Regions from separate parts of the Homo sapiens genome. Here region 2 is linked to region 1. Evidence: chromatin contacts called from ENCODE Hi-C or POLR2A ChIA-PET data. All regions are on one chromosome and are shown on one strand. The core of a region is the stretch at or near the end of the contact, and the rest is flanking DNA. Distances in the headings are between cores, read along the strand shown. Region 1 overlaps SNX18 (sorting nexin 18). Region 2 has its middle 100 kb from the start of LINC02998.

Evidence for each region. Hi-C counts contacts between places; a loop is a spot of excess contacts on that map. ChIA-PET counts read pairs that join two places held with the same protein, here RNA polymerase II (POLR2A).
Region 2: a map of aorta shows a loop between it and region 1 (2.6-fold over the local background). The contact joins two enhancer-like sites. A Hi-C loop is called at or near these places in 13 of 168 maps with a recorded cell type or tissue (GM11168, GM13976, GM13977 and 10 more). POLR2A ChIA-PET finds 5 or more read pairs at or near these places in 4 of 52 experiments (AG04450, OCI-LY7, T-cell and 1 more).

What each region holds. Positions count from the first base shown.
Region 1 is chr5:54,532,409-54,535,454 of GRCh38, reverse strand. All of the region lies in intron 1 of SNX18 (sorting nexin 18), which reads right to left. Among named protein-coding and RNA genes, the nearest start is that of SNX18, 16 kb to the right of the region's middle. Within about 2 kb of position 1,439, at least 13 of the 41 ENCODE cell types and tissues checked have a DNase peak (open chromatin) inside an H3K27ac peak, as active enhancers do.
Region 2 is chr5:54,843,675-54,846,720 of GRCh38, reverse strand. It overlaps the pseudogene CSPG4BP. Among named protein-coding and RNA genes, the nearest start is that of LINC02998, 100 kb to the right of the region's middle. Within about 2 kb of position 1,425, at least 4 of the 41 ENCODE cell types and tissues checked have a DNase peak (open chromatin) inside an H3K27ac peak, as active enhancers do.

The DNA.
Region 1 (3,046 bases), core at 190-2,689:
GCTTTAGGATTTGTTATTAACAAAACCTCCTAGATTCCCACGCTGATTCTGTACCTGGAAAATTCCCAACAGGGCTCATTTTCATATCAGTGCAATTTCCCAAGCTCAGAGAAAGGTACTTTGCCCCACTTCTCCATCACCAGTCCTAGCTCCAGAGAAATCGAATGTCCTAAATTCACTTCTATCCCCTCCTACCTTTTTTCTTTGTATCTAACCAATGTAAGCCATCTCGCAGTTCTAAAGGATGCTCAGGCTGAAAAGACCAAAGCAAGAAATAACTATGTCTTTGTTTATAATACATATATTCTCAATTTTAGAGGAATTATGTTACTCATGTTTGCAATGAATATAAAACAATGAAAACAAAAGAATTTAATCATGTGACAAGGTTCATTAATATTACCTTAAAAGGCTCAAATTTTTAAAAATCATTTATAAATTATGAATTAGAAATCAGCACCATGTTCAAAAGCATCACAGTATTTACACAGCATATCATTAAACTATTTCCATCAGTAAACGCTAACACTTAGGATTTCAATGCCAATTTTTTTCTAGAATGACAGTATGAGAGTAGTGAATCTCTCGAGTCATGTAGCCCATGAGCACATATTAAGAACACACTGCAAGCTGAAACTCAACCAGCACACTAGCAGATGTACTTGCACTGCACTAAACTTCTCTGTTCCATGTTCCTCTGCTTCTCATTTGCAGGGAGAACAACTTTCCTGGAAATTTCTGACCCATCAAAGTGAGACAGAGGGAAAAAAAAAACAAAACAAAAAAGCAAATCCTCATACGCTGTACTGCCTCAGGCATTTTAACCAGAACTTTCCTGGAAACTTCTGACCCATCAAAGTGAGACAGGGGGAAAAAAAAAGAAAGAAAGAAAAAAAAGCCCTCATACACTGTACTGCCTCAGCCATTTTAACCAGGCAAGGCCCTGCCCTCCCTTTAAAGAAGCTGTCTGGCCTCCTTACCGTTTTCCCTCTTTCTGCCTGCCCCCAAACTCAGGTCCCCACAGGGCTTGCCATGGCTCCAAGAGCTCCCAGTCCAACCCCATCCAGTCCTTGTACCTGAACTTTGCCTTCCTTTCCTCAATCCAATCTCTTATTCTCAGTATGTTTTGTCTCTTCTAAGACTAATTATACAAAAGGCCCAGTCACTAAGCAACAGGAATCCAAAGGCTACATTTTCTCCCTTAAAAAAAAAAAAAAGAAAAAAGAAAGCACCTTATTTAATTTTGAAATCATGAATGTGCCAAAAACATTAACTCGATTTCTGTCTTCCAGGGGCCCTTCCCCAGGAAACAGAAGCCATGGTGTACGGGAAAGAACAGGAGACAGGCTGAAGGGCAGCAGGGACAGCTGCTTAGAAGTCGCTCAAGACTGGACTCGGCCTGTTTTTCTTCATTCCCTGGCACACGTAACATGCTGAAAGAAAATGCTAATTTGGTCAGCGTGGCCTGTTGGGTTCTTATCCTCTCATTGCTGGGATCCACACCCTGGCCTTCCCTACTAACTCCCCATTAACTTCTTCCCCTCCCCTTTCCTTCCTCCCTGTTGGTCTCCACCTACTTGTTGATTACCCTTCCCCCTCTCTGCTCTAATATTTACTTTTTCATATTGTTTTGAGCAAAATGTCTCAAAAAGCAAAGGCCAGCATCCACTTAAAATAGAGAACTAGGGCAGCCGTCCAGCCACTTGATCATCACAGAGAAGCGCCTGCACTGTGCACACCTGTGCTCTGCACTTCGCATGTCTCATTTTCTTCTCTTTAACCGTGAAATAAAAGTAATCATTGCCACCATTTTCAGAGGCAGAAAGTGAAACTCAGAGAAACTAAATAATTTTACTCAGTGTCCAGCTGCATGTGAACCTGGGTCTGCCCAACTCAGGCAATTCCCTTGTATGTGGCCCAAGGGGGGATACCCTACCCATGGCGATCGCAAAGCCCCATAGATCGGCCTCAAAGCACAGCACACTACACCAGTACCCAACGCCTCCTAGGAGCCTATGCCACCAACATAGGGATGAGCAACCCACAAACCACCTCCAGACCCTAAATACTATTCCTGCATGGATTCATACTAAGTGGGTTCCAGGTTTAGACCACATTAATAAACCCTGGAGGGTACAAAATTAATACTGAACTCAAGTCAGGGAAAGCAATTTTCTGAATGGACTAATGAAGGTCCCTAAAGCTAATAACTATCAAAATTCAAAGGTAATTTAAAATTCACTTTTTAATTCATAAATATAATAAATGACAAAGAGAACTTTTGAACCATTTTGAAAAGGAGGGAAGAGGATCAAGACAAGCATAGTCAACTGCAAAAAGAAAAAAACCTGGTCACTTGATGGAAAAAAAATCACTTAAAGAATTCAGGCCTCTAAGCTTGATTTCATCCTGAAAATATCATTAGTCTGTTTCAGGTAAAAGCATTGTTATAATATTCTAATTAAGTAGTTCTTATAGCTTCATTCAGCAATCACCTAATGTCTAAAGGCAGAATGACATTCAGTTTGAATACAAATATTCACTTGCGTATAAATACCTTAAAAGATGATTATTTTAGTTACTATGCATATATAGTCATACAGTTTACCTCATTCCAAAAATGAAGAGAGAAATCACATGATTGTACCTCTTGTGGTTTATTTGGTAAAACTGTTTCTTGCTGGTAATTTTATATACATAAAGGTTCTTGTGTTCCAGCCCATAATGAATATTAAACGTGATAAAATTACTAGGGTGATAGTTTCAGGAGAATTCTGAAAACACAGTGTCTTTATTTGAGAAGTGTTTTTGGGTATGGTGGCAATGTTGATTTGCCTGTAGCCAAGCAAATATAGATGAAGACTTTAAAATTTGAGAGTAAGAAAGAAAACCATGTATTGTTTCTTTTCTTAAAGATCTGATACCCACAGAATCTTAATAAAATAAGGTAGACATACTATCCTTGATAATGCTGACCATACAATGAAACTTTTAAAAAACTAACTTTGTAAAAGTAAAACCCATATAATGGTTCAAATTCAGAGAA
Region 2 (3,046 bases), core at 176-2,675, 310 kb before region 1:
CATTGTGGAAGTCAGTGTGGCGATTCCTTAAAACATCCTTTTAATATCTGCCCCTCATTTTTTATTGGAGTGTGGTATCTCTTTTATCCACTAGAATGTGTAATAACAATGGCAAATGAGCATAGAAACTTTCTGGAAAGACTGTGTGTATTGATCAATTGCAGAGTGTTCTCATAAATTGATAACCTTTAACATTATTAAATAATTTTCACACATCAGGTGTGTTTACTTTTTTGTGAAAGCTAATAGATATAGCATATGCATTTTATCAACATAGTAGAGCCACGAGAATGCAGTTTTCAATAACATAGTTTCTCCAAAGCTATGGTTACCAGTTACTTCTTTCCAGGCAAAGTTTTAAACTTAGGAGATTATTTCAGATGATGATGTTTCTTATTTCTATATTTCAGAGCATATCAAACAGTAATAATAACAACCATTTACATGGTCCATTACATGGTCCTAATGATAGTTATTACTTACATAGTACTTACAGTGCCTGGCATTGTTCTATGCGCTTTACATTTACCCAGTGAATCTTCAACAACTCTCTGGGATATGATTTTTATTTTAAAGATGAGAAATCTGCAATGCAGAGAGGCTTTGACACTTCTCCAAGGTCCAAAGCAGAAGGGCTGCTGGTGGACAGCAAGTGGCAGAGCTAGAATGCGAGTTTGAGTTTGGCACCACAGTGTTCTCTCACTTCTTCCTTCATAGTTAGCGAAGAAGCTCAAGGACCTGGTGAAGCAGATAAAGAGAGTATTGCTCTTATTCCAATTTTAAGAAGGTGGAATTAAAGATCAAGAGGTTAAGCGATTTGCCCAAAATAACAAAGTTAGTGGCAGAGTCTGGGGCAAAGGCAGTTATGCAAATGCAAATGTGATAAAGTCTTCAGATTCAGTGCTGTTTCTGACTTTTCAAACAGCATGTTCTCAAGACATTCGGATTATCCTGCATGATGACTCACTCTCCCTACTTGTCATCTGGGCCTGGAGGAGGTGGCAAGAAAGTCTGTCTGCAGCCTAAGTGGGAGAAGAAGGTGGGAGCGTGGGGGATAGAGTTGCTGATAACATCTCAGACTCTGGAGGGAGTTCATAGCCAGCAATCAGAATGTTAACCTCTGTGTCCCACCATTTAAAACACACTTCTTTCTCCTGACAAATTAAAACATTTCCTTAAGCCACAGTTCTTTCAGCTGATCTCCAAGGTCATTCAATGGTACAAGAGATCATTTGTGTCCCAACAAACTGGAATTGGGAATTGGAGTTAGGCCATCTTGGGTGAATCCTTTGCATTTTACTTTGAAATATATTCTACTGAGTATTTTTGTATTCAAATATGATCAGTGAATTTTGTGCATATCTGATAAAACATATTTTTGTCCACAAGGGGGCTTCATTTTCCTATTTTTCAAGTTCCTCTTTCAGTAATACTATACATTTTGTTTTGTTGTTTTTATACTGAAAATAGAACCATTTGCTTGCTTTTGAGAAATACTTGTCATCACTAAAAGGAGCTTTGAGAGCTGGTCACAGTAGAAGAATTAAGGCAGCAAAGTTTGAAATGCCAATTGAAGCTCTCGGGGGACCAACAGTGGGAGAGTGAATTCATGAGCATTTCACATCCCTCGTATGAAACGCAACAAAGGTCTAGGCTTTGTTGTTTTTGTTTGTTTGTTTGTTTGTTTGTTTTTGAGACGAAGTCTTGCTCTGTCACCCAGGCTGAAGTGCAGTGGCACGATCTCGGCTCACTGCAACCTCTGCCTCCAAAGGTCTGGGCTTTTAAATATTAAGTTTACAACTAGGATTAAATGGGATCACAATTAGGTTTCTAAATACCACTAAACTCTTCTTAAAGCTAAAGGTCAATTTAAAAATTATTATTCCAGGTTTGTGTTATTTTCTGATATTTATGCTTTGAACTATTCTTTTTTGGGCTTTGGATCACTTTAAAATCTGAATTCAAATTGGGGGTCTTTGTTTTCCTTCTCCTCATCTGCCTGAAGTTTCCATTACCAAGCACTGGGCACTAAATCAGGCCTTACCTGAAGCAATGGGGTCGTTAATTGAACTAAATTTGGTTTGAGTGGAAATGAGACCTGAGGCTACTAGATCTTGTTTTGAGTGGCAGGTTTTCCATTTGTTTTGGAAGATGGTATATTTCAGAGGCGAGAGGGAGGGAAAGCAGTGTTCCATAGCAGAGTAGCTGCAGTGGAAAACATGCTTTGTCCAGCCTTGGTGTGTATGGCCTTGGAAAAAATGATTGTTTCTACAAGTCACGAGAAGAGAAATGGCAGCACATTTCCAAGTCAGCTGGAGCTCTAGAAGAAATGAGGATGAGATATGTGGATGGATTAAAAAATGTAAAAAGTGAAAAACCAGAATGAGTGGGCTTGGAATTTTGTTAAACAGTCCAACTTGCGCATTTTATTATAGCCTTTCTGTGGGTTTAAATGAAGGCCAAAACCTTATTATTTGAACGTTGTATTGATTCGCATTTCTGGTAGCTATTTAAAAGCTGATGTCCTTAGAGCTTAGTGCTGCAAAATCTTCAGTAGGCATATTCAAATGGCAAGATATAGGCATGTCCATCAACAACACAATTATTAAACAGATAAACTATTCACCCCAAGTTATGAAAGAATGCTGGAAGATTAAACAAAATCTGCAGTACATGTTATAGAATAGCCTCAATAATGGCAATAATCACACTCTAAGTGACTTTTTGGAAATACTAAAAAGTCACATCTGTCCTCAAAGCCAAATCTGATGAAGAAGATGGGTCATATAAAGCTAATATTTATTGAATGCTTACTATGTGCCTGATGAAACAGTTCTAAACACTTTTCATATATTAAGTCACTCAGTCTGTGCAACAGCTCTATCATTTCTAGTTTACTGATGAGGAAATTAAGGCAGAGAGAGGTTAAGAAATGTGCCCAAGGTTATATAGCTAGTAAGCAACAAAGCAGTGACCCAAACCCAGGTGGTTTAACTGGACAGAAACTAAATCAAGCATTCTTGAACAACCTGAAAATATTTAAAAG